Linked DNA regions of Mus musculus: regions 2, 3 and 4 are each linked to region 1. The links are chromatin loops, found by intact Hi-C in ENCODE. Cell type or tissue: left cerebral cortex. All regions are shown on one strand. Links, peaks and the distances in the headings refer to the core of each region. The heading gives the core; the rest is flanking DNA.

Evidence for each region. Peaks named below come from ENCODE experiments on the same cell type or tissue, not always from the same donor. Only the 100,000 strongest peaks of a DNase experiment are listed, where the experiment ranks them.
Region 2: it touches region 1 in a loop (2.0-fold over the local background); 6 of 42 quality-filtered maps call a loop at or near these places.
Region 3: a loop joins it to region 1, with 3 times the contacts of the local background. A loop is called at or near these places in 17 of 42 quality-filtered maps.
Region 4: it touches region 1 in a loop (5-fold over the local background); 13 of 42 quality-filtered maps call a loop at or near these places.

The regions. Positions count from the first base shown.
Region 1 is chr11:120,007,841-120,015,364 of GRCm38, reverse strand. Aatk (apoptosis-associated tyrosine kinase) reads left to right here. Exons shown (of 14, transcript NM_001198785.1): 8 at 1,631-1,715; 9 at 1,796-1,917; 10 at 2,493-2,642; 11 at 2,939-5,531; 12 at 5,611-5,758; 13 at 5,890-6,090; 14 at 6,921-7,524. The coding sequence ends at 6,961. Mir338 (microRNA 338) reads left to right here and starts at 503; the gene lies at 503-600. It overlaps Mir3065 (microRNA 3065), which reads right to left and starts at 598; the gene lies at 512-598. In left cerebral cortex, for the core only: CTCF peaks have their summits at 433, 2,063 (motif pointing left), 2,856 and 3,440 (motif pointing right); DNase peaks (open chromatin) are centred at 2,059 and 3,260; H3K4me3 peaks cover 999 bases; H3K27ac peaks cover 3,826 bases.
Region 2 is chr11:120,303,937-120,311,460 of GRCm38, reverse strand. No RefSeq gene overlaps it. Among named protein-coding and RNA genes, the nearest start is that of Mir6935, 40 kb to the left of the region's middle. In left cerebral cortex, for the core only: CTCF peaks have their summits at 3,204 (motif pointing right) and 3,706 (motif pointing right); DNase peaks (open chromatin) are centred at 3,205 and 3,688; H3K4me3 peaks cover 460 bases; H3K27ac peaks cover 238 bases.
Region 3 is chr11:120,096,820-120,104,343 of GRCm38, reverse strand. It overlaps Tepsin (TEPSIN, adaptor related protein complex 4 accessory protein), which reads left to right and starts at 5,613. Exons shown (of 13, transcript NM_183137.2): 1 at 5,613-5,718; 2 at 6,763-6,835; 3 at 7,375-7,466. The coding sequence starts at 5,671. Ndufaf8 (NADH:ubiquinone oxidoreductase complex assembly factor 8) reads right to left here and starts at 5,410. Exons shown (of 3, transcript NM_001110242.1): 1 at 5,279-5,410; 2 at 5,086-5,196; 3 at 3,920-4,170. The coding sequence starts at 5,362. The coding sequence ends at 4,141. Slc38a10 (solute carrier family 38, member 10) reads left to right here. Exons shown (of 17, transcript NM_024249.5): 17 at 1-393. In left cerebral cortex, for the core only: CTCF peaks have their summits at 3,091 (motif pointing right), 5,348 and 5,675; DNase peaks (open chromatin) are centred at 1,846, 3,097 and 5,510; H3K4me3 peaks cover 1,756 bases; H3K27ac peaks cover 1,840 bases.
Region 4 is chr11:120,061,138-120,068,661 of GRCm38, reverse strand. It overlaps Cep131 (centrosomal protein 131), which reads left to right. Exons shown (of 26, transcript NM_009734.3): 18 at 515-716; 19 at 1,425-1,532; 20 at 1,624-1,741; 21 at 1,894-1,968; 22 at 2,609-2,751; 23 at 2,847-3,024; 24 at 3,111-3,274; 25 at 3,817-3,877; 26 at 3,953-4,232. The coding sequence ends at 4,027. Among named protein-coding and RNA genes, the nearest start is that of Aatk, 18 kb to the right of the region's middle. In left cerebral cortex, for the core only: a CTCF peak has its summit at 3,225 (motif pointing right); a DNase peak (open chromatin) is centred at 3,177.

The DNA.
Region 1 (7,524 bases), core at 1-5,000:
CACGGTGATCCCACGTTGTGGGCCTCATGAACTGGGTTCATCTAAAAATAGCCACTCTGCAGGGAACTTTATCATTCTTAGAACTGGGAAAACTAACTGGGCATGGTGGCTCACGCCTTTAATTGCAGCGCTTGGGAGGCAGAGGTAGGAGAATCTCTGTGAGTTCAAGTCCTGCTAGGTCTACCTAATGAACTCCAGAATAGCCAGGACTATGTAGCAGGACCATCTCAAAATGAAATAAATTGTGAAGACTTGGCATTTGAAACTCACCTTGCAGACAGTTAAATGAAGAAACCCATCCTGTCTACTAGAGCAGTCAGCCATACTTGGGCTCCATACCAACCCCAGCCTCTTTCCCTCAGGCCACAAAGGGAGTGGCTGGGCTGGCCCTGTAGTGGGAGGGGTGGCTCTCTCCTGCCTCTGGTGGCCAGGATGCCCAGCCTCCCATGAGCTGGGGGCACATGCTGGAAGAAGTGGCAACGGACAAGCGGCCCACCAGCTCCAACGCTGCACAGGCCGTCCTCCCCAACAATATCCTGGTGCTGAGTGGGTGCACAGTGACTCCAGCATCAGTGATTTTGTTGAAGAGGGCAGCTGCCAGCCTCCTGCCCTGCCTGCTGCCTAGCCCAGCTGCCCCACCCATAGGCATGGACCCAGGTCACCCCACCCTGTCCCCTGACACAGTCCTCCTGGGGTAGAGGCAGGCCAAGGTGGCCCCATCTACATCCAGAGATCTCTCAGCAGAACAGCCAGTATGGCAGATGAGGGTGCGTCCCGTGGCACTCTATTGTCCTGTACCCCAAACACCTGGGGGTGGGGCGCTATAGCCAAGCAAGAGTTATACAGAGCCTGGCATTCCAGGCTTCCCACTGAGTTGGTGATTTTTATCCTCCACACAAAGGGGCCTTTGTGGTCCATACTGTTCTAGACCTCGGCTCCAGCTTGTGTAGCAGGCCAGGCAGGGCTGCACTCTAGAACATGGGCTCTGACTGCTGGCAGGACCCTCTGAGACACTCCGGGCTTCGGTTTCTCCATCAGTTCTTACCTCCTGGGGACTGGGATGGTGGAGTGTAGTCGGAAGGGTGAGGGTCCTGAGAGGACACTGCAGACTCTCTGCTCCATGGCTTGTTGGCCCTTGTTGGGCAGATCAGACAGAGGGTGGAGCGGGTTAGGGCTCTGGTGCAGTTAGACAGCACTTTGCTGGGGGGGGGGGGTCGTCCTTGAGCATCTTTTGCCTGATTTTCACATGCATTGAAGTGCATTGAAAACCGGGCTTGGTGGCGCAAGCCTTTAATCCCAGCACTTGGGAGGCAGAGTCAGGAGGATTTCTGAGTTCGAGGCCAGCCTGGTCTACAAAATGAGTTCCAGGACAGCCAGGGCTACACAGAGAAACCCTGTCTGGAAAAAAAAGAAAAAAAAGAAGAAGAAGAAGTATTAGAAATGCATTGAAGTCCACACAGGTCTTCCAAAATAGCCAGTACAGGGTGTGGAGCCAGAACTTGGGCACAAGTGGGTGGCCCCTCAGACACCCCTTCCTGTCGGTCTGCCTGGCTGTGCCCGGGAGCCCAACCATTCCACCAGGGCTCACTCAGGCTGGCACACTCTGCTGACATTGCCTTCCACTCCGCAGTGACCTGGCCCTGAGGAACTGCCTGCTTACGGCTGACCTGACAGTGAAGGTTGGTGATTATGGCCTGTCGCATTGCAAATACAGGGTGAGTAAGGCCGTCAGGGCCCGTGTGCAGGGGCAGCTGCTGAGCGGAGCTCACTCCCATCCTGTCCCTGCGTGCTACAGGAAGACTATCTCGTGACCGCTGACCAGCTGTGGGTGCCGCTGCGCTGGATCGCGCCAGAGCTGGTGGACGAGGTTCACGGCAACCTGCTGGTGGTGGACCAGACCAAGAGCAGCAACGTGTGGTGAGCGCAGGCAGGGCTGCCGGGAGGGCCTTGGGATGCCGCCTCCCCAGATGGCGCTGGCGTCAGCTATTCTAGTGGGGATGCTGCCTTTCAGTTCTGCCCCCTGCTCCAGCATTTTGACTTCCTTCTCTGGCTAGGATTAGGGCTGCCACACAGGGAAAGTGTACTCATGCCTGCCACCTTGTGGCCATGAGAGGCACTTTACAGGCTACTTCGTTGATGATGGGTTCCTGAGGTTCCTATACTGGTGTGTGTGTGTGTGTGTGTGTGTGTGTGTGTGTGTGTGTGTGTGTAGGGGGGACTGCCTTGACAGTCAAGGGTATGGGGCCTTCAGGATAGGACCAACTGACACCCCCCCAATACTGGCACCATATTTTGGTTAAAAATCATCCTGAGATGCTGTTGAAGGCCACTTGTCCTTAAGGGATACAGGATTCTGCCTTGCATCTGTGCCTCTAGAGAGGGGCGGCTGTGGCGTAGTGAGGTCCAGTCCCAGAGAGGCTGACATGATGACAGGTGTTCAGGGATTCTGTGCAGTCATGCTCAGCCACGTGTCACTGTGGTTGCTCCCGCAGGTCCCTGGGTGTGACCATCTGGGAGCTTTTCGAGTTGGGTGCGCAGCCGTACCCCCAGCACTCGGACGGGCAGGTGCTGGCTTACGCCGTCCGGGAGCAGCAGCTTAAGTTGCCCAAGCCCCAGCTGCAGCTGGCTCTATCTGATCGATGGTGAGGACCCCACCCCCCTGGGCAGGCAGGCCAGAGGGGCACAGGGGGCTGAGCCCTACAGCCTGGGGCTGCTCGGTCCACCTCTACAGGGCTTCTGGGTCTCTGCAGCCTGAACTACCCTAATTCAGGGCCCTTCCCAGGCCTCTGGGCCTGCCTTGGGAGATTGCCTTGACTGCCCCTAGTGTTCCCAGGGTACTCTGAGCATGGGGGAACGGACTGTCCCCGGAGGGCAGGTTATACTCCGGCCAGCGTGCCTCTGGATATGGCCAGGGCCACCCATGAGGGCCTCCCGGCAGGTACGAGGTGATGCAGTTCTGCTGGCTGCAGCCAGAGCAGAGGCCCACAGCTGAAGAGGTTCATCTACTGCTGTCCTACTTGTGTGCTAAGGGCACCACAGAATTGGAGGAGGAGTTTGAGCGGCGCTGGCGCTCCCTGCGGCCCGGGGGCAGCACGGGCCTGGGCTCGGGTTCTGCAGCCCCAGCAGCTGCCACCGCCGCCTCCGCGGAGCTCACCGCTGCCTCGTCTTTCCCGCTGCTGGAGCGGTTCACCAGCGACGGCTTTCACGTGGACAGTGATGACGTGCTGACGGTCACGGAGACAAGCCACGGCCTCAACTTTGAATACAAGTGGGAGGCTGGCTGTGGCGCTGAGGAGTACCCACCCTCGGGGGCTGCATCAAGCCCAGGCTCGGCAGCGCGCCTGCAGGAGTTGTGCGCGCCTGACAGTTCACCGCCGGGTGTGGTGCCAGTCCTCAGTGCCCACAGCCCCTCAGTGGGTAGCGAGTACTTCATCCGCCTGGAGGGGGCAGTGCCTGCTGCTGGCCACGATCCAGACTGTGCCGGCTGCGCTCCCAGCCCCCAGGCTGTGACTGACCAGGACAATAACTCTGAGGAGAGCACTGTTGCGTCCCTTGCCATGGAGCCATTGCTGGGCCATGCACCCCCAACTGAGGGTCTGTGGGGCCCCTGTGACCACCATTCACATAGGAGGCAAGGGTCACCCTGTCCCTCACGCTCACCCTCTCCTGGGACCCCGATGTTGCCAGCTGAAGACATAGACTGGGGTGTGGCTACCTTCTGCCCGCCCTTCTTTGATGACCCACTGGGTGCATCTCCCTCGGGGAGTCCTGGGGCCCAGCCCTCCCCCAGTGATGAGGAGCCAGAGGAGGGGAAGGTGGGGTTGGCCGCTCAGTGTGGACACTGGAGCTCTAACATGTCAGCTAACAACAACAGTGCCAGTCGCGACCCAGAATCCTGGGATCCTGGCTATGTTAGCAGCTTCACAGACAGCTACAGGGACGACTGCTCCAGCTTAGAGCAGACCCCTCGAGCCTCCCCTGAGGTGGGCCATCTCCTGTCCCAGGAGGATCCCAGAGATTTTCTCCCTGGGCTAGTAGCAGTCTCCCCTGGTCAGGAGCCAAGCCGTCCCTTCAACCTGCTCCCCCTGTGTCCTGCCAAAGGCCTGGCACCTGCTGCCTGCCTCATCACATCCCCTTGGACAGAGGGAGCTGTGGGTGGGGCTGAGAACCCCATTGTGGAACCCAAACTTGCCCAGGAGGCTGAGGGATCTGCTGAACCCCAGCTACCCCTTCCTTCCGTCCCCTCCCCATCCTGTGAAGGAGCCTCACTTCCCTCGGAGGAGGCAAGCGCTCCTGACATCCTACCTGCCTCACCCACACCCGCTGCTGGCAGCTGGGTGACCGTCCCTGAGCCAGCCCCCACCCTGGAGAGCAGCGGCAGTTCTCTGGGGCAAGAGGCACCCAGCAGCGAGGACGAAGACACGACCGAGGCAACATCAGGAGTCTTCACCGACCTGTCCAGTGACGGCCCACACACGGAGAAGTCAGGCATAGTACCAGCCTTGCGCAGTCTGCAGAAGCAGGTGGGGACCCCTGACTCCCTGGACTCTCTGGACATACCGTCCTCAGCCAGTGATGGTGGCTGTGAGGTCTTAAGCCCATCAGCTGCTGGTCCACCTGGCGGGCAGCCCCGTGCCGTGGACAGTGGCTATGATACAGAGAACTATGAGTCTCCTGAGTTTGTGCTCAAGGAGGCCCATGAGTCGAGTGAGCCTGAGGCCTTTGGGGAGCCAGCCTCAGAGGGTGAGAGCCCAGGGCCCGATCCTCTGCTCTCTGTCTCCCTTGGTGGCCTCAGCAAGAAGAGCCCCTACCGAGACTCTGCCTACTTTTCAGACCTGGATGCCGAGTCCGAACCCACCTTTGGCCCTGAGAAGCACAGTGGGATCCAGGACTCCCAAAAGGAGCAAGACCTGAGGAGCCCACCTAGCCCAGGGCATCAGTCTGTGCAGGCTTTTCCCAGGTCTGCAGTGTCCAGCGAGGTGCTGTCCCCTCCACAGCAGTCAGAGGAGCCCTTGCCAGAAGTCCCCAGGCCAGAGCCTCTCGGGGCTCAAGGCCCAGTTGGAGTGCAGCCTGTGCCCGGCCCAAGTCATTCCAAATGTTTCCCGCTGACCTCCGTTCCACTGATCTCAGAAGGCAGTGGCACGGAGCCCCAGGGTCCCTCAGGACAGCTGTCAGGGCGAGCCCAGCAGGGGCAGATGGGCAATCCTAGCACACCCAGATCCCCGCTCTGCCTGGCCCTGCCTGGCCACCCCGGGGCTTTGGAGGGCCGGCCGGAGGAGGATGAGGACACCGAGGACAGCGAGGAGTCTGATGAGGAGCTCCGGTGCTACAGCGTCCAGGAGCCCAGTGAGGACAGCGAGGAGGAGCCGCCAGCGGTGCCCGTGGTGGTGGCTGAGAGCCAGAGTGCCCGAAATCTACGCAGCCTGCTGAAGATGCCCAGCCTGCTGTCAGAGGCCTTCTGTGACGACCTGGAGCGCAAGAAGAAGGCTGTGTCCTTCTTCGATGATGTCACGGTCTACCTCTTTGACCAGGTGGGCTGCTGCTTTGGGTATACACAGAGCTGGGGGAGGTTGGGCGGCTCGAGTCACACACTATGCTCTGTCCCTCCAGGAAAGCCCCACCCGAGAGACTGGGGAGCCCTTTCCCAGCACAAAGGAATCACTCCCTACGTTCCTGGAGGGTGGCCCCAGCTCACCCAGTGCCACCGGCCTGCCACTGCGGGCTGGCCACTCTCCTGACAGCTCTGCTCCTGAACCAGGTGAGCCAGGTTTTGGGGGCCAGAGAGTGACATCACTGTCACGGAAGGTCTGGATTCAAGACGCCATATCATCTTAAGTGGGGGCTGGGGTGGGTCACATAACAGAAGTGACTTTCTGGTCCGACCTGCAGGCAGTAGGTTCGAATGGGATGGTGATTTCCCGTTGGTGCCCGGCAAGGCTGCTTTGGTGACTGAGCTGGATCCTGCTGACCCTGTCCTGGCGGCGCCTCCCACGCCAGCTGCGCCCTTCTCACGCTTCACCGTGTCACCCACACCTGCCTCCCGCTTTTCCATCACCCACATATCTGACTCAGATGCCCAGTCCGTGGGAGGTATGAGTGTGGTGGGGGCTGAGGTGGAGCAGAGGGACACCACGAATGGGGATCTATGAGGGGTGATTTGGTGGCCTCTGGTCTGCTGGACATTGCCCTGTTAACAGTGTCTGCCCCCTGGCCTCTGGGCAGACATTATGTTCTGGTGGACCTGGCCTACTGCCTCCTGGGCCCAGGGCCTGCCACTCCGCCCTCCACAGCAGGATGCTGGGCATCTGTTCTCTTCTCAGTCTGACCGTAGACTCCCGTGACTTTACTAGAACATTCCCAGCATGGTGGTCTGTACTCCTGTCACCATCTATGGCTCATCTCTAATCTGAGGTTCTTGCTAGAAGTCTCTGTAGGGACTTTACCCAGGTGGTGGTATCATATAGTTCATTTTGTCAAGTCACGTGCCCCCTCCAACTGCCTAACCCTGGTAGGATCCTCTCTACCAGGTTCTCCTCCCATAGCCTACTCACAGTTTTGACCAGTCCTTTCTGCCTGTTCCTCCCCAGTTGCCCTGGCTGTGGTAACCTTGAGGGAAGAACTTGTCACCCTTGTCCCTGCATGACTCTGACCATGCCTTCTTTGTTTTGGCCTCAGTTTCCATGTGTGCACAGACATGGGAACATTTGCTAAACAAATGCTTTGGATCTGGGTTACAGGTGTGTGTGTGTGTGTGTGTGTGTGTGTGTGTGTAAGTGTGTTATCCCTCATCTAGACACAGGCCTACCACATTGAACAGGCCTGCCACTGGGCCAGGCAGTTGTGGGTGTGGGTGAGGTTTGGTGTGTGAGAACCTTTGTCTGGTATCTCCCCACATGCTCACAAAGCACCCCCTTTACCAGGCCCAGCAGCAGGTGCTGGGGGCCGATACACAGAGGCTTGAGACCCAGGTTATCCCACCCTTCGGAGGCTGGCATCACTGGAGCCCCTGCCATCCTGCCCAGGCAGCGACAAGGTTGGTGACTGACTGGGAATGAATGGGGACCACCGGCACCCTACAGCATCCTGGAGAAGCAGGTGGACAAGAGGCCTGTATCTAGCCCTAGACGCATTGGGCTGTGTACCTTCTCTGTGCTGCCCTGATGACAGAATGTGTCCCGAGTGGATGCTGGGGTTTGCTGCTAGCCCCTGGAGATACCTGTAGCCTGGGGGGGTCTATGGGTGTCTGTAAGCATATGTGTACACACTCAAGAAGGGCCCCCTGACTCTTAGGTGACTCTCCACTCCTGGGAAGAGCCTCCCTCCCCAATATGTCTGTTGGTGGTAAACTGGCCTCAGGCCAGGCCAGGACCAGGCAGTCCAAGGGCCTGTATGCCCTTGTTGGCTAGGTCCTGCCATGTGTTCAAAGGGCACTTGGCCAGGTTTCAGGATGGCTTTAAGCCTGCAGGTCCCTTTTGGGTTCCCCCACCTTTCTTACCTGGGTCTAGGTTTGCTCAGAGCAAGGTT
Region 2 (7,524 bases), core at 976-5,975, 300 kb before region 1:
GCCGCTTGAAGCACTACACCACATAAGGCAGGAAAGACGGCTAGGTGGTGAGGGTCTCTTTGGATTTGGGAGGATCCGGGCTTCCTGTTGTTCTTTGGTCCCTTGAACTTAAGTGCAGCCTGCTTCCTTGAGGCTTACATCGTCTCCTTCATCTGGGCGGCAGGAGTCCAGGGCGACGCGGGTGGTCAGCCCAGTCCCCCAGCACTCCCAGGGCGGGGGCCCCCGCTCGCCCAGGCCTACCCGCACCAGAGAGCGCGGCCCTGGCGCTTTCTCCTAAGGAGAAACCGGCTCCCAGTGCCCAGAGTGGGGCGTGCCGGATCACGTGGTGACCGAGGGACCCAACAGTCGGCTCAGCTTAAGTCTCGGACCCCCCCTCCCACTCCCATCCCCCACCCGCGCTGCAGAGCCCAGTGCCCGCGCGCGCGGCTCACCGCCCACCGCATTCCTAGTAGACTCTCGGGTGCTGTGCGTTGATTGGCTCGGGCTGCCGTTCTCTCAACCAATAGGCGCGCGGCTGCTGGCTAGCGTTTCGCGGTGAGTGTGCTTCTCTGCGTCTCCCGGCGAGGTGCTGCCTTTGCCTAGACTGCGGTCAAGGGAAGGGATGCTCTGGGGTGCAAGCCCGTCTGGACGCACCAGCGTACTGGAGCGCAGTCTGCAGGCGCAGACGCCCTGACCTTGGTAGGACTCTTAACGCCTGACCCTGTTTGGCTTTGGGTGTTCGTCAGTGTTGCCCCATCCCTGTTGCCCCCCCACCCCCAACACCTCAGCGAGCCTCTCCAGCCCCAAAGGCAAGCCAGCCTATGCTTGTCAAAAGTGTCGCAGTAGGGCTTGATGACACACACCTATAATTCCAGCACTAAGGGAGGCAGAGACTATTCTGGGTTACATGCCAGGGTTGGCTGAAGTTGTAGCCAGGAGTGTTTGCCTAAATGTACAAAGCCTCATAATACTGGGTATGGTGGCCCACATCTGCAAGCCTGGCACTTGAGAGGTGGAGACAGGAAAAGGTTATTTTGGGCTACATATGGAGTTCAAGGTCAGCCTGAGCTACATGAGACCCTGTCTCAAAAAAAAACAAAACAAACTCAGTAAGTCTCAGTAAAAATTAGTAGTAATCAGCAGGGCAGCGGTGGTGCACACCTTTAATGCTAGCACTCGGGAGACGGGCAGGCGGATTTCTGAGTTTGAGGCCAGCTTTGTCTACAGAGTGAGTTCCAGGACAGCCAGGGCTACACAGGGAAACCCTGTCTTGAAAAAAAAAGTAGTGATTATAGCTGAGGTATTTTTCTAATATTTAGTAATTAGATATATGCTTCACAATAAAAATCATTGCTTTAAACTGAAAGGTGCCTCCTGTATACTAGTCTTCCAAGAGTTGTTGGTGTTATTCATAATGGACAAAAGATGGTTTCTACCCAGGACAGATGGATAAGCAAGGGCAGACTATGCATAGCTTAACAAGGGGACCTTAGTAAGGAGGAAGCTATAATATTCTGGCTTTTGAAAATATGCTAAGCCTAAGGCAGTCACCTAGGACAAACACATGAAGCATCACCTAAGTAGGAGAGCTTAAAGGTTTTTTTTTTTTAAGATTTATTTATTTATTTTATGTATATGAGTATACTGTACAGATGGTTGTGAGCCTTCATGTGGTTGCTGGGATTTGAACTCAGGACCCTGCTCACTCTAGCCCAAAGATTTATTTATTATTATATGTCAGTACACTGTAGCTGTCTTCAGATACACTAGAAGAGGGCATCAGATCTCATTACAGATGGTTGTGAGCCACCATGTGGTTGCTGGGATTTGAACTCAGGACCCTGCTCACTCTAGCCCAAAGATTTATTTATTATTATATGTCAGTACACTGTAGCTGTCTTCGGACACACTAGAAGAGGGCATCAGATCTCATTACAGATGGTTGTGAGCCACCATGTGGTTGCTGGGATTTGAACTCAGGACCTTCAGAAGAGCAGTCGGTGCTCTAACCCACTGAGCCATCTCTCCAGCCCAAGTTTTTTTTTTTTAAGTTACTTATTTATGTGCACACTTTGCTTGCATGCATAGTCATGGAAACCAGAAGAAGCTGTGGGATTCCCCCAAACTCGGGTTACAGATGGTTGTAAACCAGCACATGGGTGCTGGGAACCAAACCTGACCCTCTGTAAGAGCAGTGGGTAAATCTTAACCATGGAGCTATCCTGTCACTATAGCCCTGTGACAATGTAAAGCTGGAGAGTGTACTTATGTGGCTTCTGCCATGGCTGGTGCTGGTGGCTGCACAGCGCTGTAAACACAGTTAAGGCTACATTGTAATATATGTGGGTCCCAGCAACCTGTGGATTTTATGTTATGTGTAGCTCGTGTTTCAATAAAGCTGTTACAAACTTCACTGCTTATCCTGGAAGCAGTGGGTTCTAGCCGTGCTCTCCAACCAGGCGTGGCAGGATTTGCTTCCAGGAAGCAGTGGTTGTGGATGAGCCAGAGTGTGCTTCCCTCCCAGAGCAAAGGCACCGATACCCACTGGGCATGCGCTCCACAGCTGGCGGACAACTGCCTTGGGAATTACCTATTTGAGGGCTTTGGGGAAGTCAGAGGTTGGTGAAGGCTTTACTTTTCTTAGGACACAGCCTTAGGCAATGATGATAAATCATCATTAGGAGTGCTCCCAGGCTCCCTGAGAAGTGCTCCCGGGCTATCTCCAGTTTCTATCCATGTGTTCCTGACATCTCCTAATATGACAATTCTGGCTTCTTACTGGGCTGGTTCCATTCCGGTTAGGTGATCTCTGGCCACACCCCTTCAGGACCCTGGTGGAGTCAAATAGGAAAGTCAGTGTGTGTGAGGTATATGCATATGTAGCGCTCTCTCTCTCTCTTTCTGTGGGTGTGTGTGTGCTCGCACACACGGGGGCTAAAGCACATGCCAGGCGTCTTCCGGACCTTGTCCTTGTTCTGACTCTGCCTGGAGATAGAACCTCTCATGGAATCAGAAGCTTGTTGGTAGCGTTAGGCTGGGAGAACTGTGGGCTTGGAGGATTCACCTGTCTTCTGCTCCCAGTGCTGGGGCTATATAGGCAAGGACAGTCAAGCACAGCTTTCCAAATGGGTGCTGGGGATTCAGACTTCTATTTGCAGGTTACTGCACTTGGCCACGGAGCCATCTGCTTAGCCGTTTGGTTGCTGCATATCCCGGTGCGTGTGCCTGGAGAAGCCAGAAGGGGGCATCAGATTCCTTGGAGCTAGAGTTACATACAGTTGTGAGCTGCCTGACATGGGTGCTCAGAAACAAACTCAGGTTCGTTCTCTCAAAGAGCAGCAAGCTCTCTTAGCTGGCGAGCCATCCCTCCAACCCCTTTCGTTTATTTTTATGTAGCCTAGGCTGCTCTCAAACTCAAGATCCTCCTGCCTCAACCATCTGAGTCAGGATCGCAAGTGTGTACCAATACACCCAGCCTAATAGGCATCTTACTATTCCCCCTCTGCTAAATCGTTCCTTTTTCTTTTTTCTTTTCTTTTCTTTTCTTTTCTTTTCTTTTTTTTTTTTTTTTTTTTTTTTTTTTTTTTTTTGTAGTTCCCAAGTTGCCCACGGTCCAAATCAGGAGCATTTGGATCCTGGAGTCTCCCCTCCCCCGTTGCTGCCTTCTTGTCTCCCGCCAGTTGCCATATTGAATGTGACCGCTGGAGGGCGCTCCCGCACCGCTCCTACTGGCCAACTGGTTCCTATGGGAGGGCCCCTGCTGTGTGAATGCCAGATTGATTTCCAGATTCGAAAGACAGAGCGAGAAGAGAGGCTGCAGAAGTGAGTTTAGACTAAAGTTCCCCAATCCACTTGGTGGCAACTTCTTGAACCAGGCTGTAGGTCAATTCACTAGGTCAGAGAGGCAAAAATACGAAAAGAGCTTTGTGTAGTTAAGCACTGTTCACCTGTCCAGGTGCCCTCTGCCTAAGCTGTGGGCTGCATGGGTGCCCAGCGCCTTTGTCAATGAGGCCATGTCCAACGCAGATGAAATAATACTGCCAGATGCTTACTGGCAGAATACGTGCAGACCAACCAGTGTTGTCTGTCACCAAGCCTCCAACATTGAACATAAAGGCAGAGCTGGCTTTCCCAGTGATGGTGACCCCCATTGTTACCCTCTCCTCTGCCCGTCCAGACGCTATGCATTTTCCTCCCTTTGATGTGTCCTTCCTGTCGCTTGGTCCAGTGGCCGGGAGTCAGCCCACACATATGGCTCATGACTGGGCTGGACACCTACAGAGGCCTGTTCCCAGAGGCAGGCTAGCCTCATCTCCAGTTATTTCCTGTACTCTTGACCAACTCCCGATCTCAAGTTGGCCAATGCTCTCTCAAAGCCTTCTGGCCTGGGGCTCCTGCTTACTTCAGATCCTGCTGAGTACTCGCCCCTCCTGGGCTTAGGGAACCCAGTATCGGTTGCCTGACTTCAGATTAACATTGAAAACACCCTAGAGTGCTGCTACAGAGGACAGGCAGTTTGGTAGGTCCTAAGAGTGTCTGGGTGGCCAGCTGTGACTGCAGGTGACCGTAGCTAGCTCTCCTGACTCATAAAATGCACCCTTTTCCCACCAGGCATTTGAGGCTGTCTGAGAGCAGCCTGGACAGGAGGAATATGGTAGCAGCTTAGTCAGGCTCCCAGGCAAGGTCTGCTCCTAGTGGGCGACCCACACTCAGGATTCCTGATACTTCTACAATGGGCTTCCCACCACCCCGGTACACCTGGGAAGTCTCAGCTCCCGATGAAGACTTCCTGTTTCTTGCGGGGGGGGGGGGTGGCTGGAGCGACCTGGGAACTGTAGAGCTCCAAATGCCGGAAGCTAAGATGCCCAGGTGCCTGAGGGCACAGGAGCAGCACCATTCCCACACCAAACAGTCCAGCAACGTTCACTCTCTGACCAGCAGAGAGGTTCTCTGGGCTCAAAACAGCAGGAGAGGAATGTGCTTAAAACTTCATGGGGTGGGGATTGTCCTCCCCACCTGCCCCGCCAGACATTCACCATTCCCAGCCACCCAGGGGAAGAAGAGCCCACAGATGTAGCCTCAAATACCCCGTCCTTAGGACAGACACCTGCTAGAGGCCTGGGGCTGAGAGACCTTCCAGAACCCACTAGTGTCAGGCTGTTGGGAGGTGCAGTTCACTGTATCACTTGCTAGGAAGGCACTCTAAATTCTGATAGGGTCTTGTAGACGCCCGGTTCTAGGAGGGGACGTTGGAAATGCACTTCCACACCCCATACTCTCTCTCCTTCACCAACCTAGGCTTGAGCAAGAGCTTCACTAAGTCCACTCATGTTATGGGGATACTGAGGGTTCCCTGACTGACCCCGCACCCCACAGGCTGTGTGGACACTGGGTGCCTGTGTCCACAACCCGCAGCACTGTGGCCTCTCCGCAGCCACAGCTTTGCTGTGTAAAGGGCTGAAGCAGTTTCTAGATGGAGGGTGTTGGGACCAGAGGTCAGACCTGCCTGACTCCCTGACTCCCCCAGTTCAGCCTAGAAAGCTCTCTCTCTGGAGTTTTGCTGGCTCTGGGCTTCTGAGGCACCATTTTCCACTCCAGACAGAGTCCACTACTACCACTGACTGACTGAAGGTTTAGGAAGAGTTAGCACAGATGGGCAGTCAGGGCAGAAGTTCTGTCCCATTCCCACGGAGCCCGTGTGAGTCTTGGATAGGAACGGAGCTCATTCTGCAAACAGGATCAGGTTGGTAAAGATTCTCTCTCGCTAAGCAGTTTCCCACGTGGCCTCACTCTTAAGAAAGATCCAGAGCCCCTCTTCTATCACTGAATGTTAGGTTTTTAGAAACATTCCAAGCTTGCTGCCAGGTTGGTTCTGTTCTTCGCCACAATTCCTAGGAGACAAGGAGAAAACGAGGGTAAGAAACCCGGGAACGGAGAATGAAAGAGCTCGTCCAAGGTCAGACCCTAAGAGGGCTGCGTTGCAGGCGGCTGCTCCTAGTTCGCGTGTGCGAACAAGCGGGGGGTTCCGGGAGGCGCGCAGGGCCGGAGTGGGCGCGCAGGTGGCGGGGCCGGAGCGGGCGCGCGGCGCGGGCGCAAAGAACAAAAGGGCGCCCCACTCCCGTCCCACCCGCCCTCTCTTAGCCAATCGGCTTGGCCTGAGCAGCAGAGGCTCTCTAATTGGCTGCACAGCGACCAATCACACTCCAAGGCTGAGAGCCCCCCCCCCCGCAACCCCACGTGGGGTGATGTTCCTCGCTAGAGAAGGGCGGGGCACGGAGCTGGGCCTCGCTTGGCGCGCCTCGGGGACCTGACGGCGACCCGTGCAGCCCTGGGGGATCCCCTGCGGTCGCCAGTGGACCTCGTAGCCTCCGGTCCCCATGGGGGCGTCGTCAGGCTCCTTCGGCGCCTTGGGAGTGCAGAGCCTCCCGGATGGGAGGTGGTAGGGCAAACACGGGGTTGACCCCCGCTCTCATGGGAGGTGTTGGGGGATGCAGAAGAGCGCCACCTGGGTTTGGCTCGGAGGCTGAAGCTGGTGGGGTGGAGGAAAGGAAGACACGGTCCTGCTGTTTAGTGGCAGAGGCATCAGTTCATTCTTGGATGGAGTCCGGTTTTGACACCTCCTCTCATGCCCTGGGGACACAAAGAGAGGTGGCCTCTGTGCAAGCTTGGGGGCTAGTCCTCCCCAGGCCGTTTCCATTAGTCTCCCCTCCAAACTACTCCATGTGGAACATACTAGAATGTTTTTTGATACGGGCAATTGACACGGTCTTACATTTTTATGGCACCCTCAGACGGGACATTTGAGGAGAGTTGAATAAATGGAAAATACATGACTTAAAGGAGGAGATGTCTAGTACCCAAGCCGGCAACCAAGGGGAGCTGCCTCCACCCTAGACAGGGAGGGCAGTTGCAGTGGAGAAAGAGGCCCGTTTAGGAGCTGTGACCTTGGAAAGGGGACTCAGTGACCTGACAGGGAGGTGCTGGGTGGTGCAGCACCAGCTTGCCAGCGCTTCCCACTGGCCGAATGGAGGCCCAAGCTGGAGCAAAGGAACCCAGGCCAACACTGCCTGCAGCCATTTTCTGCTATGGGTAGGGAGATGGGGTAATGGTGGGGATAGCTGTGGTGGTGTGTCAGGGTGCTGAGGCCCAGCAACAGGAGTGTGTCCTGCGCTTGTACTCAAGTGTGAATAGAGTCTTAGGAAACATTGGGTTTCGTTTGTGAGCAGTAGGCATATGTAACATAGGTGAGGCCCTGAGGCCGTCCACCTGTGCAGCCTTGGGATGGATTGGATGGGACTGGGCAGAACCTTTGTTCCCACAGAAGACAGCCTGCAAGGCACAGAGTGGTCTCAGGGCAATAGTAGGGACCTAAACTCTGTCTCAGGGACTTGGGTCCTGCTTACTGGTGTCCTGGGGCCCCGCCCTGGGGAAAAAACGGGCACAGACCAGGCATGGAAAAGTTTGTGGTCCAGATGAAGATGTGCGGGAACCACAAGAGGTCTAGAAAGGCTCCTCACAAAAAAATGGGAGCCAAGGAGAGGTGTG
Region 3 (7,524 bases), core at 1,192-6,191, 88 kb before region 1:
GGAGACCAACAGGCTCCCATGCTGATCCCTGTTGTAGGGAGGAGGTTGCACGGTGAGTACAGGCTTGCCACCAGCAAGCCCTGGGATGTCTCATTTGCTGTTCTGTATCTGTGTGGCCTCAGACCCAGTCGAGCTGCCCTTTGTCAGCCAGTACTGCTGCCAGGGCATGCCCCTGTTGTCTTTGAGCAGAGAACAAGGTTATGTTTTGTCACTCTTTTGTCCAGTAAGGAGATTGAGGGACAATAACCTGGTTTGTCCCCAAGCCCTGGAACGAAGGGCCTGAAGGACCAGGAGCCTCAGTGGGGTCCTGTTTGGACCAGGCCATGCCCTAGTTAGTGTGCACGTTCTGCACCTCTTGAAATATATTTATTACAATTAAATTTTAGACTCATGTATGTGTATTAATGTTTCCTTTACCTATCTCTGCACCAGATGCATGCAGTGCCCTTGGATGTGAGAAGAGGGCATCAGGCTTCTTCCCATCCTTTCTGACTAAAACCAGTTCCAAATATCTGGTGGAAAGATGCCATCTGGCCTTGCCCTCAGATTGGAGCTCTTGTAACCTTGCTGGGACTGGTGCTTCCTCATAGCTTGATAGTCCTGAGGTCATTCTACTCTCCCTGGTCTCTGAGGATCTGTTTTAGAAGTAGGCAGGGCTGTCCTTGTCCTCAGCTCTTCCTCCTAGCTCTCCCCTCCAACCCTGCTGTCAGCCTTCAGGTGAGGGCATTTCTTATCTTAGAAAACACAAACCTAGCTGGGCGGAGGTGGCGCATGCCTTTAACCGCAGCACTTGAGAGACAGAGACAGGTGGATTTCTGAGTTCAAGGCCAGGGTTACACAGAGAAACTCTGTCTTGAACCATACACAGCCCCCCCCCCCCAATAAAACAAAACCCACAAACCTACAGATTAGGGGTGGGGGAGTTGCTGGTAAACTATAAAAATGCTGAGGTAGACAGTGTTTCCCCCAAGCTGGGCCCTGTAAAACCTGGGTCAGCAGCCTGCCAGTTCAGCTACTAGCTCTAGTGGGCACTGGGTCTAGTAGGTACCTGGTACAGGCAGGCTACTGGAATGTGATGCCTGCCCACAGATGCTGCTGCTGTAGAACAGTATGCAGGGCACAGAGTAAAACTCAAGCTCTCCAGAGAACAGAACTGGTGTAGGGATGGCGCACACCTGTAATCCCAGTACTCAGGAGGCAGAGGCATGGGTGGATGGATCTCTCTCCGAGTTTGATACCAGCCTGGCCTGCATAGTGAGTTCCAGGACAACTAAGGCTACACAGAGAAACTGTGGATCAAAAAACAACAATAAAAACACAGAACAAAACAGATTTCATCTGAGGCAGAGACATTTGCTGTGGTTCAGTGTGGTCTAAGATGCAGGGTTCCAAGTAGCAGAACCAGGAGGGAGTTTTAAGTGCTTAGAATACAAAGGTGGTGCACCAAAGTAACATTTGTCCAGTGAAGATTCAGCAGGAGGGCTTCACAATACTAGAACTTGACTGGTAACTCTGGGCTTCCAGGCTGTGAGGAATACATTTGCATTCTTTAAAAGCCCCTGATCTCAATATTCTGCTACAACAGCCCCAACTGACTGACTGCATGCTTGAGCAGAGTCAGTGCTGTGTGGCTGATACAGCCTTGGAAGCTGTCTCTATTGTAGCCAGTGAATGCATTCCCAGTTTGGAGGCCTGAGACTAGTGCAGGCACAAAGGCCTAAGGAGCATGCACAACTGTGGCCGGAGTACTTGAGGACACTGTCCTTTCTTCTGCTCAGCTTCAGTACCAGGGTTGCCTGGCCCATGTGAGCAGCCTAGCCAGAACTGCAGCACAAGCATGTGGTAGAGGGTTTCCATGGCCTGTTGGACAATGTTCAAAAGCATGCCTGCAGCGACCTACTTCCTGAAGTTTCTAGGACCTTCCAAAATAGAATCACTAGCTGGGGACCAAGGCTTCACGAACATTAGTCCATGGGATAAGGTCCGTGTGTATGAGAATAATATTCACATCATGAGAGAGCTGAAAGGCGTGGGCCCTGGAGGCCTGAGAGCCGAGCTGTCTGTAGGCCAGGGCTACGCAGGGCCGTGACCTGTCTGCTTCTTCGGGGTTACGATGGAAGATGGAGAGAGAACTTTTTGCCTCACAGATTTGAGGGAGCCTGAGTTCAGTGGGGCCCAAAGTTGGGAGTCTTCAGGGAGAAGATACAAGAAGCTACAGTCAATGAGCTTTCAAGAGAACTTGAAGATGACACTGGCAGGTTGGGCAGTCTGAGGAGGCTGGCCTTGGGCTGTAAACTCTTTTTTTTTTTTCTTTTTTGGTTTTTTGAGACAGGGTTTCTCTGTGTAGCCTTGGCTGTCCTGGGACTCACTTTGTAGACCAGGCTAGCCTCGAACTCAGAAATCCACCTGCCTCTGCCTCCCAAGTGCTGGGATTAAAGGCGTGCGCCACCACGCCTGGCTGGGCTGTAAACTCTTGAGAACATGGAGAAAATGTTTCTGACCTGTGGAGAACAATCTGCAATCCCTGGGCAATTAGACCAACATCTGGTCTGTTGAGACCCAGCACCACCCTGTCCATTGAGACAGAATCTAGCTGCTCTGGGTCATAGTAAGAGCCAAGAAGTCGTGTCTTGAGATGGACTCAAGAATCTATCAAACATGGGTTTTCTAGAAGCTGAAGAGATGGCCTAACAGTTGAAAAGCACTTGTTGCTCTTAAAGAGGACCCAGGTTTAAATCCCAGCATCCACATGGCAGCTCACAATGATCTGTTCCAGTTCCAGGGGACCCAACACCTTTGTGCCCTCCTGCCCACCAGTGTACTTATATGCATGCAGCCACAAGACCTGTACACATTGAATAAATAAATCTTAAGCTAAAAAACCTGGGTTTCCCCACATGGGCAGGCCGGTTTCAGAAGTAGCAGTTAGGTGCCACATGGAGGCACAGATTGGGGCATGGCATGTAGGGCTTGACAGTCCCTGGCCCAAGCCCTGTTCCCAGGATCCAGGGTTCTGAGGCAGGTACAAACTGTCAAGGACAGCATGACCTCCACACCTAAGAAACGGGACTGAGTAGTTCCCATGTTTCCCAGCAGGTGGCACTCACACACAGAATCCTTCTGCACTCTGAACTTGTTTCAAGCCCACTGTGTGAAGGAAGGGGAAGAAAGAATGAAGGCTGGGAGCCATCGTTCATGACAGGATGCAGGGATGGCTGTCCCCCCACTGAAGGTCCAAAGATAACGTCCTTGTTGGCTTTTGTCTAGAAAAGCCTCTGCCCAGTTCCTGAGCAGCATCCACAGGGCACTTCTCATTGTGTAGGCTTGTTCCCTTATGCTGTTGCCGTGGTTACCTCTGGTGTGCCTTACTCTGTCAGGCCAGGGGCATGATGAGCCAGACTTAGACTAAATACTTTTGATGAGAATAGTAGGGGTTTTTGTTTTACAATTTAGATGTACGTTTTGCCTGTATGTCTGTGTACCACATGTTTGCCTGGTTCCTGCAGAGGCCAGAAGTGGGTGCTGGATCCCCTGGAACTGGAGTTAAAGATGGTTGTGAGGTGCCATGTCAGTGCTAGCAACTGAACTAAAAGAGTAACATGTGCTTTTAACTGTTGAACAATCTCTCCAGCCCAAGGTGAGAACAGGGTTTTGGTTTATTTTGTTGTTGTTTGTTGTTTTGTTTGTTTTGAGATGGTTGACTCTGTGTAACAAGCCCTGGCTGTCCTAAACTTGCTTTGTAGACCAGGCTGGCCTCAAACTCCTAAGAGATCCACCTGTCTCTGCCTGCTGAGTGCTGGGATTAATGGTGTGCACCACCACACCCAGCTGAGAGCAGAGTTCTATGGTCCAGACCTGCCACCTTTGTGGGGTGGGGGTGCAGGTGTCCTCTGAATACATTGTCCTTGGGAGAGACCAGTTCCTTATACCATGCTTTATATATAAAAGTCTGAAACTATACAAAATTAAATCATCTTCATGTTACATCTCAACCAAATCCAGATCCTCATGTACACACTGCCGGGAAACAGCCCTGCCCTGCCTGCCCATGGTTCAGGGTGGGAGGAACCATTACACAGCAGGAACTCTGCTGCCCATATGCGTGCTGTCAGGACAGGGCCTCCACGCCCACCGCTCTTCCTAGGAGCCTCCCATCATGGTCTTCTTGGCCTGGAAGAGAAAGCATTTTGTTTCAGTGACTTATTTCCAGTTTAGATATGGCTTAAAGCAAGACATCTACCACATCAAATGCCACCTTATCCCAACCACGCTAAAGAACTGAGATGCTAGTGTGTCTCGGGGGGTCCCAGCCTGGGCTCACCTACAGAGGACGCCTGGCCCCTGTGACTGAGAGTTTCTGTTATGAGATGGGCAGGGATGGAGGGGGAACCACAGGGGGGTGCCTTTATCTGGTCCAGGCAAAGCAGCAGATGGAGTCACACAATTCTGGTCAGCCACAGAGAGGGTGGCAGGGACAGCAGAAACTCTGAGCATTAGGAGTGTGTTTAGGGTTTCAATGACAGCTGCTGGCCACCAACCACAAGAGTAAAGGCTTGTGTCAAGTTAGAAGGAACAAGAAAAGCGCAACACCTGACGACTGAACAGCCTCTGCCGGGAAACCAAAGGCTGTATGTAGGTGAGGCTGGGCTGTAGTCAACTCAAACACTGCTCCTCATTCCCGCCGAGGCTACTGTGGACCTGCTTCTGATGCAGTGTGTCTGTCACCCTGGGTTCTTAACCACCGACCCTAGCTCTAGTGGAGGGGTCATGGGCAAAAAGGCCAGGATCAAGAACCCAAGCGGCTCTCAGCATCGCTTCCGTGCTGCAGGGAGAACCTGCTGCGGACCTTGCACTTTACTCCTCGGGGACAGGGTGCGTCAGGGGTGCGTGCCTAGCAGGACACTGCCCTGGCATCTAGCAGGAATTGCTGGGAGAAACCAAGTGGAGCTGGGGTCGGTCTCATCGGGTTGCCCATCGGCAAGACGCCAACAGCTAACTGGAGGCCCTGTCCCCTTGTCACTGGAGTTGCTTGGCGGAAAAGAGGACGCCAGACAGAGATGACGTAGCAGGGACACGCCCACCTACCGCGGCGGCGAAGCAGCTCCGCAGGGCCTCGAACTCGCGAACGCAGAGGTCCTTACTCAGGCGGCCTCCTGGGGCGGTGGACGCCTGCACGCACTTGCCATAAGCCGAGGCCTGAGGGAAGACGGGACAGTACAGGGACCTGACCCGAGTCGCCACCCATCCCGCTTCCGCTTCCGCTCCGTTCGCTCCGTACCTCAGCTCCACAGGCCGCCAGATGCTCGGGGAAGGCTCGGAAACGGCTCCGCACACGCCCCCACACCGCTCCGTTCACAGACATGAGCGGTCCTTTTAGGCTCTCGAGGGCGCCGCCATCTTGGGCCCTGCCTCTTCCGGAGTCGAACGCGTGAACATCCGGACTCTCCGCCTATCCTATTTTCTGGTTGGTCAGAGTCACAGTCCTGTGCTTCTGTAATTGGTCGCCGTTCTTGTCCGTCTCTTGCTGAGACTTTGGATTGGCTGAGACGCAGATGTTCCCGCCTTCGTGCCCGCCCCTTGCGAGCGATTGGTCGGGGGAGCGAGAGGAGCGCGACGATTGGAGGATCGAAGCCTGGCGGAAGCGGGGCAGTTTGGGAGGTTACCTGGACCATGGCAGCTGTGCCGCCCCTGCGGGACCGCTTGAGCTTCTTGCATAGGGTGAGTGAAACTCGCCGGGTGTGCTGACCTCCGGCGCCCGGGAACCTCGCTAGATTAGCGGGGACAGACACTGTCCAGCAGCTGCCGAGAATGAGTGTGCCTGCCGTGATAGCAGAAGGTTAACCCCAAGGGCGGCGGGCGATCTCCAGCGGGGCCCATCGGCTCTCCCCAGGCTTCATTTCAGAAGATCCTGGAAGCTCGTACATCTCTGGGGGACAGGGGGCATCTGGAAGGCCATAGCCACGGGGTGGCGAGAGCGGAGCCTGCTGCCAGCTGTTGACTGCAATAAATTGATTGCCTTGAGCTTTCTGACTGGATCTTGAGGGCACTGAGTGGCCCCAGGGACCCTTCTTAGGCTTTTAAGAGTCCCTGCTACAAGAGATCAGATCACTCAAGTCTGGGACAAGATCTGAAGTACTGAACTGTGCAGCTCCCTCCCTACAGATCCCCTTGAAGGCACTGTAGACAAATAGCACGGTGAAGACATACTTGTCTTAAATGTTCCTAAACCTCGCCCTCTCATCCAGATACTGATGGATGAGATGAGGTGTTCCCAGATTTCAACCAAGTAAACACCATAGGCTTGCAGGGACACGCAAGGAAGTAAGTAAGCAAGCACAACCAAGCTGATTCATGACTCAATAAGATGGAAGTTTGCTATCTTCAAGGAACCTTAAAGTCCCCAAGCTGAGCGGTTCTCACTCTTTGGGTCTGTACCCAGTAGTCTCACCCATCCAATGCACAGAAAGCCCTGAGATTCTTTCTGTTGCTGTTACTTAGTGTAGGAGGCAGGGGCTGAACCTCATCTTGACCTCGTTAGAGAACCTTTGTTGATTTTCCTCTTTCCCGGGTCACTCCTCCATGCCAGAGCAGAGCCTGTTTGCAGCTCTGCTTTGTGGCCCTTAGGGTGACTGTGGCCCTGCCCAGACTCTCTCCTGGGCAGTTTTAGCCCCAGTCAGCATGAGGCTTGCTTCCATTCCCTTCAGTGGCTGGGACCTACCCTGTCTAAGATGGCAGCTCACCATGGCCCTCATTCCCCTACAGCTCCCCATCCTGTTGAAGGGGACCTCAGATGATAGCATCCCATGTCCAGGCTACCTGTTTGAAGAGATCGCCAGTATCCTTCTGCACTGTTCCCATTGGTGGGTTTAGTGTTTAGTACGGAGGGGATCCTGACATAGCAGGAAGGGATACTGCATCAGGGTGGGGTTTTCTGCTATTCCAGGAGCACTGACAACTTCTTTTTTTGGATTTTCGAGACAGGGTTTCTCTGTGTAGCCCTGGCTGTCCTGGAACTCACTTTGTAGACCAGGCTGGCCTCGAACTCAGAAATCTGCCTGCCTCTGCCTCCCAAGTGCTGGGATTAAAGGCGTGTGCCACCACCGCCCGGCTCACAGACAACTTCTTTTTCCTACTATCCAGATGTGTGTGGCAGTAGGATTTGGGGGAAACACCAAGAACTGCAATACCAATAGTGTAGAGACCAGGACACCCTAAAAGTTCCAGGGCTGGTTAAACCAAAGCCTGTGGGAGTGGTCTTCATAGAGTGAGACCTGAGAAGGCCCTCGGTCACAGGAGGGCAAGTCTGTCTCAGCCAGTAGATCCTTCCTGATATGGCCTGTGTCAACCTGCTTCCCTAACCCAAATGACCCTCAGAGATTTCCCACGAGTCACTAGGCAGCAGCCAGTGCCTGCTGGAGTACCTCCTGAACCGTCTGGACAGCAGCTCCGGCCACGTGAAGCTCAAGGTGAGTCTCTGGATGGCAGGCAGAAGGTGAGGCCTCAGTTCCTGAGGCCAGGTCGTGG
Region 4 (7,524 bases), core at 937-5,936, 52 kb before region 1:
GTGAACATAGGTGGTGCTAGGTGAGGCCGTGGTCCTGGCTGCCTAAGGCAGGTAGACGCAAACACCATTCCAGCTGTTGGCTCCCAGGTCACAGAAGCCTGAGGGGACCTCCCGCCCCTTGGAGGCTAGTTTGGAAACTGCAAGACATGTAGGTCACACTGCAGAAACCAGAGAAAACTAGAAAAGAAAGATCAGCACTCTTTAGGCTGACAGACTCGGTATGTGAGGGAGGTTCTAGGGGGCACCTTCAGACTGCCCTGTGGAGAGTCCGTTTTCTCCAGGATCCTGGGCGTGTGCCACTGGGAGACCCATTGGTCAGAGCACCAAGAGGCCGGGCAAGTCTCTGTGGTCTGATGGTATATCCAAGACACTCCTAAAGCTAGGTCTCTGGAGTACGGGCTAATCTACTGCCTCTCATCTACCTCTAGTCGATCAGGTTTGCCATGCTGTGGGGCAGTGGCTGGATTGGAGGGGACTTGCAGCCCTATCTCTGGTGCAACCCCCGTCCCGACAGGTCTAGAGCCTGAGATCCAGAAACTAATTGCCAAGCACAAGCAAGAGGTGAGGCGGCTCAGGGGCCTGCACGAGGCTGAGCTGCAGCAGCGTGAAGAGCAGGCCGCACAGCGCCACCTGCGTCAGGCGGAAGAGCTGCGGCAGCACCTGGACCGGGAGAGGGAGGTGCTGGGCCAGCAGGAGCGGGAGCGCGCCCAGCAGAGGTAGGAAGGAGAGCTCTGGAGGCTTGGGCCTAGAGCAGCCACCTGACCCCTGCAACGTACCAGCCTGTGTGGGACTTGTGCCGTCCACCTGCCCAGCCAGTGCTGTGACCTTCCTGTGTGTGGTCATGAGAGATGGCTGTCACTACGCTCAGATGTCCAGACTTGCTGAGCCGGGCCCACTGGGATGTGTAGGTCACTCTGCTGCAGAGGACAGCCGCATCCATTCCCTCGGCCCTAGGGCTCACCACTGTCTTATAACCAGGCTGTGATGTCACAGCCTGGGACATGGTGGCCAAGGGACATGGCTCTGTGAGTCAGTCAGTATGCCTTGGCACCAATGACCAGTGGACACCCCTCCTTCACTGTCCGGGCCTCCAGGCTAGGTCCCCCTAAGGCTGTCATTTCCTCTCTCGTGACCTGCTGGCCCTTTGCTCTCCCACTCTCAGGAAAGACAAGGGTACATACAGGTCATGGCAGGCACTTACTCAGGTCAAAGAACCATGTGCCTGGCTCCCATCTGAGGGTGGGGCTAAGCAGAGAGAGGCCAGTGTGAAGATACGAAAAGCCACAAACGCAGCTGAAGGAGGCTGCAGCCCACGGACAGCAGAGGGTCCCTGGGAGCTGATGTGGCCGCCCTGGTCAGCAGGGTAACCGGCATCGAGCACCGTGGGCACCCACTGTGGTGTAAGTGTCCTCACTGTCCTGCAGGTTTGAGCAGCACCTGGAGCAGGAACAGAGGGCACTGGAGCAGCAGCGGCGGCGACTCTACAATGAGGTGGCCGAGGAGAAGGAGCGACTGGGCCAGCAGGCAGCCAGGTGCCACCGAGGGCTGTCCTCACAGTGACCCCTGGCCTAGCCAACCCCTCTCACAGTGCCCTTCTATTGCCTGACTCTTGCTGGCCTGCAGGCAGCGGGCAGAGTTGGAGGAGCTGAGGCAGCAGCTGGAGGAGAGCAGCGCGGCCCTGACTCGGGCCCTGAGAGCCGAGTTCGAGAGGAGCCGAGAGGAGCAGGAGCGGAGGCACCAGGTCAGCCTGCTCTTCCCCTCGGAGTGCCGGCCGAGTCTGGCCTGCAGCGGAGGAAGGGGGTCTCTTCTGCTTGACTCTGGTGGTGTGGGGTCCTCAGCAGGGTGGGCAGGGCCTTGGAGTGGCCTCAGGCCCTCACAGTCTGCCCCCCTCAGATGGAGCTGAAGGCCCTGAAGGACCAGCTGGAAGCTGAGAGACAGGCGTGGGTGGCCAGCTGTGCCAAGAAGGAGGTAGGCCGGGCCAGGTGGGCTGCTGCTCAGGGCTTCCTGGGCGCTTCCTCCTAGCTGTGTGGACCTCGGTGGGCCATGCTGCTCACTGTCCACATGGATCCAGATGGTTAGAGTCGGAACAAGAGGAAGTGGGGCCAGGGACATCTTGGAGACCTGAGAGGACTTGTCCTTCCTCTCCAGGAGTCACCCCGTCTGCGTCCTTCAGAGTCACCTGATACCCAGACCCTGAAGCCCCTCAGGGCCCTGGCCTCTGGTCTTTCCTTTTAGGAATTTGCAAGCCCCTTGGCCACAGGGCAGGTTTGCCATTTTGCCTTGGCCTGTCTAGCAGACAGTAGTAGTTGATCATCTTAGACTACAGTTCTCCGAGAGAGGGACAGCCTGCTGCAATGGTGACCCCCTTGGCTAAGGAGCCATACTACCCAGGGCCATCTCATGCCCCTGCTCACGGGAGGTCCTGAAAACAAAACATGGTCCTCTTGGGACCTGGGGACCTGTGCAGGGCTGGAGCCCTTCGCCCTGTGTTCTGTGGCTCTAAGCAGGAGCCATCCCCTGGAGCCCAGCAAGGCTAATCTTGCTGCCTCCGGCTTCTCCTATCTGCCCTCCTGCTGGCCAGTTCTGAGACAGCTGCATGTCCCTGCAGGAAGCATGGCTGCTGACCAGGGAACGTGAGCTGAAGGAAGAGATCCGAAAAGGCCGAGACCAGGAGATTGAGTTGGTCATCCACCGGCTGGAGGCCGATATGACACTGGCCAAGGAGGAGAGCGAGAGAGCAGCCGAGAGCCGGTGAGCAGCCTCCTGCCTTTAGCTCCACAGTCAGGGGAGAGCCCAGGGCAGAGGCAGAGACAGAGTGAACGCTGTCCCGTGCCTCTGCCTGCCAGTGTGAAGCGTGTGCGTGATAAGTATGAAACAGAGCTCTCGGAGCTGGAGCAGTCGGAGCGGAAGCTTCAGGAGCGGTGCTCGGAGCTGAAAGGCCGCCTGGGGGAGGCCGAAGGGGAGAAGGAGCGGCTGCAGTCCCTAGTAAGGCAGAAGGAGAAGGAACTAGAAGACCTGCGGGCGGTGAGTAGCCCAGGGCTCTTTCTGTAGGGGAGATGGGGGTGGGGCCTCACCCTGCCTTCCTGCTCACAGCGCCCCCTGCTTGTCAGGTGAACACACAGATGTGCAGTGAGCGGGCCAGCCTGGCCCAGGTGGTACGGCAGGAGTTTGCAGAGCAGCTGGCAGCCTCCCAGGAGGAGACCCAGAGGGTGAAAGTGGAGCTCGCAGAGCTGCAGGCCCGCCAGCAGGTGGAGCTAGACGAGGTGCACCGGAGGTGGGTGCTCAGCACTGCAGGTAGGGGCACAGGAGGCCAGTCCTGCCTCCTCCTGTCTCTTCCAAATAAGCAGTGTAGCCCACGGGCAGGAGCTCACATGGTTTCCGTCTGTGTGCCAGGAAGGCTAGGCGTTTCCCCTGGGCGTCACTTAGCTCTGGGGCTGGGAAAGACCCACATGTGCTTCTCCGAGGAGGTGGGCAGGGTTCTGGCCGGAACAGGTGATGTTCAGCAGAGAGCCAGCGGCAGAGAGGGTGACAGTAGCCACCCAGAGTCTCCTTAGTCCTTCCAAGGGACTACCCAGGGCTGTGGCTGCCTGCCTGGCTGCCTCTGTGCCTAACATGAGAATGAGACTTCCACCCTGCCACAACCCCGTCTCTTCCAAAAACCACCTTAGGGTCTGGTTGTCATGGAGGCAGTGGCCCAGGGCAGGCTGCTCCGGTCAAGGTGGAGCAGGGCTGAGGCTGGGTGGTAAGAGGCCACCCTTCAGGCTGACCTGGGACTGAAGGTGGGGCTGTGCAGAAGCCGAATGCCCATCACTGCAGGGTGAAGACGGCTCTAGCGAGGAAGGAGGCAGCCGTGAACAGTCTCCGCAAACAGCATGAGGTGGGTCCCTCGGGCGGTCTGTGATTGTCTTGCCTAGGGTCAGGGTGTCCAGGGCCTGACTGAAATGTGTTGCAGGCTGCTGTGAAGCGGGCGGACCACCTAGAGGAACTGCTGGAGCAACACAAAGGGTCATCTCTGAGTTCTAAGTGACATCGCCCTTGGGATGACGAGCCAAGCCTGAGGCTGACACTCAGTCCTGCGGCTGGTGTCCAGGTCACGCTCCAAGACACAGGGCTAAGGGTAGGACAGCAGCTGGTGTGTGAGAGGCACCATGGAGCCCAGTGCCCGGGACGTTACTGTCAGCATGCCTGCAGCTGTTCTATAGTAAAATGGTTAGGTGGCTTTTTTTAACTGCTTCATGTCACCTGCTTGTCTTTCTCTACTGTGTTGGGCGTGGTGAGCCGGAAGATCGAGACCACTGGGCCCCTCAGCATGGTCAGGAGTGGTGGTCCTTACTGCAGGACTAGCTCCGACTCTGCCTCTCCCCCCCACCCCCCAACTTGTCCAGGCTGACAGGGCAGTGGCTTACAGCCAGCCCCTCTGCTCTCAGCTCCAATCCCCAGCAGGTATTGGCCATTTGTTCCTACCCTGGCCTCTCAGTACAGCAGACTCACTTCATAAGAGGAACTGTGTCTCTAGCTCAGCCCAGTAACCTCGGTGGTGGTTGCTGCTTCTCCTCCTCCTCTTCCTCTTCCTCCTCCTCCTCTTCCTCTTCTTCCTCCTCCTTCTTTTTCTAATATTAATTTAGAACGTTTACGTGTGTGTGTGTGTGTGTGTGTGAGAGAGAGAGAGAGAGAGAGAGAGAGAGAGAGAGAGAGAGAGAGAGAGGGAGGTTTGTCTCCGTGTGCTACCTGTGTGCCTGGTACCTGCAGAAGCCTGAAGAAATCATCGGATCCCCTTGAACTGGACTTACAGACAATTGTGAGGCACCATGAGGGTACAGAGACTTGAACCCAAGAACCTGTCTACACTGCCCAGCCTGTGCGGCCTGTCTACACAGATGGGAAGTGAAGGCTGCTACCCATACATGGGAGGCAGAGGCCTAGAGTACTTGGTACAGACAAGATCTTCTGAGCAGGCCTCACTGTCCCATCATCTTCCCGACAGGCCAAGTCCAGAGCCAGTGCCCTGGAAGACCCTGTGTGGTGTAGCTTCAGCTGACTGCCAGGCCACCCTGCTGCTTCTTAGAAGCTGCTGCCTGTGACGGCCTGACTGGTCCTTAGCCCCTCTGTAGCCACTTGTCTGAGTCCCTGGCCTGCTCTGTGCCTGGGCTCCTCGGAGAAGTCTGGCCACATATTTGCATATGACGTGTTATTTCTCCTGTCTCCTCATAACTCAGTATATGAGCTCCAGCATTCACCTTACAGTTGAGGCCAGAAGAGAGGGTGCAGGACCAGGGCTGAGACCATACTCTCAGCCTGAAGGCATATATGAATTCAGAGCACACGTCATGCTTAGGGCCTGGGCACAAGGGGAGGCTGAGGCCAGCCTTAGGGTTTGGATCACAGGTTTCAGCCTGGCTCTGACCTGAAGCCTGTTGGGTTGGCAAGATGACTTAACAGTTAAAACACTCACCACAGGAGCCTGTCAGCCTGAGTCCCCAGAACCCACCTGTCATAGTCAGGGTCACTGTTGCTGTGGTGAAACACCATGACCAAAACAAAAACAACATGGGGGAGGAAAGGGTTTATTCAGTGTACCCTGCCATATCATTGATCATCATTAAAGAAAGTCACAACAGGATGTCAGGCAGGGCAGGAACCCGGAGCCTGGAACTGAAGCAGAGGCCATGGCGGGTGCTGCTGACTGGCTCGCTCCCATGGCTTCCTCAGAACCCAGGACCACCAGCCCAGGGGTGGCACCACCCACAGTGTGCTGGGTCCTCCCCATCAATCACTAGTTACGAAAATGTCCTATAGGCTTGCCCGCAGCCCAGTGGAGGTATTTTTTCAATTGTCTCTTTGATGACTGGAACTTGTGTCAAGTTGACATAAACTGGCCAGTACACCAAGTGAAAAGTAGAAGATAGCCAACTCCACAGAGTTGTCCTCCAGAGTTGCCCTCTGACCTCCACATGTTCACTGTTGCACAGGCGCACACAGCATGCACATAACAGTTTTTGTTTGTTGGAGGACATTTTGGGGAGAGGGGCATTAAACAACTATGGGCTGGGCCTGACGCCTGTAATTAGTGTTCAGAATCTGGAAACTGGGGACCTCACCCCCAAGAGTAAGTTGGCTAGCTAGGCCAGCCATATTGAGGAACTATATTGATTTCAGTGTAGAAACCCTGAATCAAAGGGCAGTGTGGGGAGTGACCACGGAAGACTCCCGTCAGTGTCATGCATCCACGTCTGAGCACGTGGGTGTGGCCACACCTCCACACACGTGTATGTCCACATATGCCTGAACATAGACATACAAGGGTTCGTATCGCAGACACAAGCAAGAAAGAAAAATCAAGGAGTGTGCTAGAGTTCTGGAATTAGCGTGTTACCTGTGTCCGTGTGTCCGCAAGGTCTGCCTTCTTCATTGCCTCTTGAGTCACTTTGTAGTCCTACTGATTTCTTTCCAACTTGTTCTAGAAGTTCTGAGGACACAACGCTCACATCTCCTACCATGTTTACCTCTTTCTTGTTCCAATATGCTTGCTTTTGCTTTGTGCATGTCGAGGCCGTGTTAGTACGTTCATACACACTTAGAGTAACTGAGTTGCTGTATATGACCTCTCGCCAGGAGCCATAGCTCTTTCTCCCTTGAGGTCCCCTCACCTGACAGTCTACCCATAGCAGCTTTTCTTTTTTGGTGTCTGAGTCTTTCCCCTTCTACCTAACCTTTCCATGGCCTGTAGTTAAGCCGCCTGCAGGTGTGGTCCCAGGTAATATGCAACCCTAGTTTGGCTGTAGCTTGTGACTCGATCCAGTGAGTCCACCTGTTTTTTTCTTTATTTTCCATCTGTCTTTCTATGTAGCCCAAGCTGAATTTTATTTTAAAGATTTATTTTTATTTCACGTGTATGAGTGTGGTATACCACGTGAGAACATAGTGCCAACAGAGGCCAAAAGAAGATATCGGATCTCCTGGAACTGGGGTGAGTTACAGACGTTGTGAGCCACCACGTGGGTGCTGGGAACCAAACTCAGGTCTGCAAGAGCATCAAATGCTCTTAACCACGAAGCCAGGCTTGTAGTCCAGGCTGGCTCCAGCCCTGTCCTGAGTTCTTGCCCCTCCTGCCTGGGCCTCCCAAGTGCTGAGGTTTCAGATGCACGCCACCATGACATGTCCTAGCAGGTTCAGCAGGGCTGTTAGCCTCAGTCTGACATGGGTGTGAAGGTGGGCTTCAGTGTGAGCACTGGCTGGACTTTCTCTTAGTCGAGGTTACCCCTGGAAGGGCTGCAGCCACATACCTAACACCTGAGAGACCGTTGGTCATCCTCCACAGCCGCTTACCCATTGACCAGCCATCACCTGGAAAGTGTGTGGCAGGAAAATGCACTGTCTTCGCACCTGCCTCACAGCCTGCCTTTTCTGGAATCGGAAACTCCATGTCTGAGCTGCTTAATCTAACCTGTGGTGGATGGTCAGTGTGCTGAGAGACAGGAAATGCAGGGAAACAGACCCAGTGAGATTCGAGAAAGGTGAAGGATG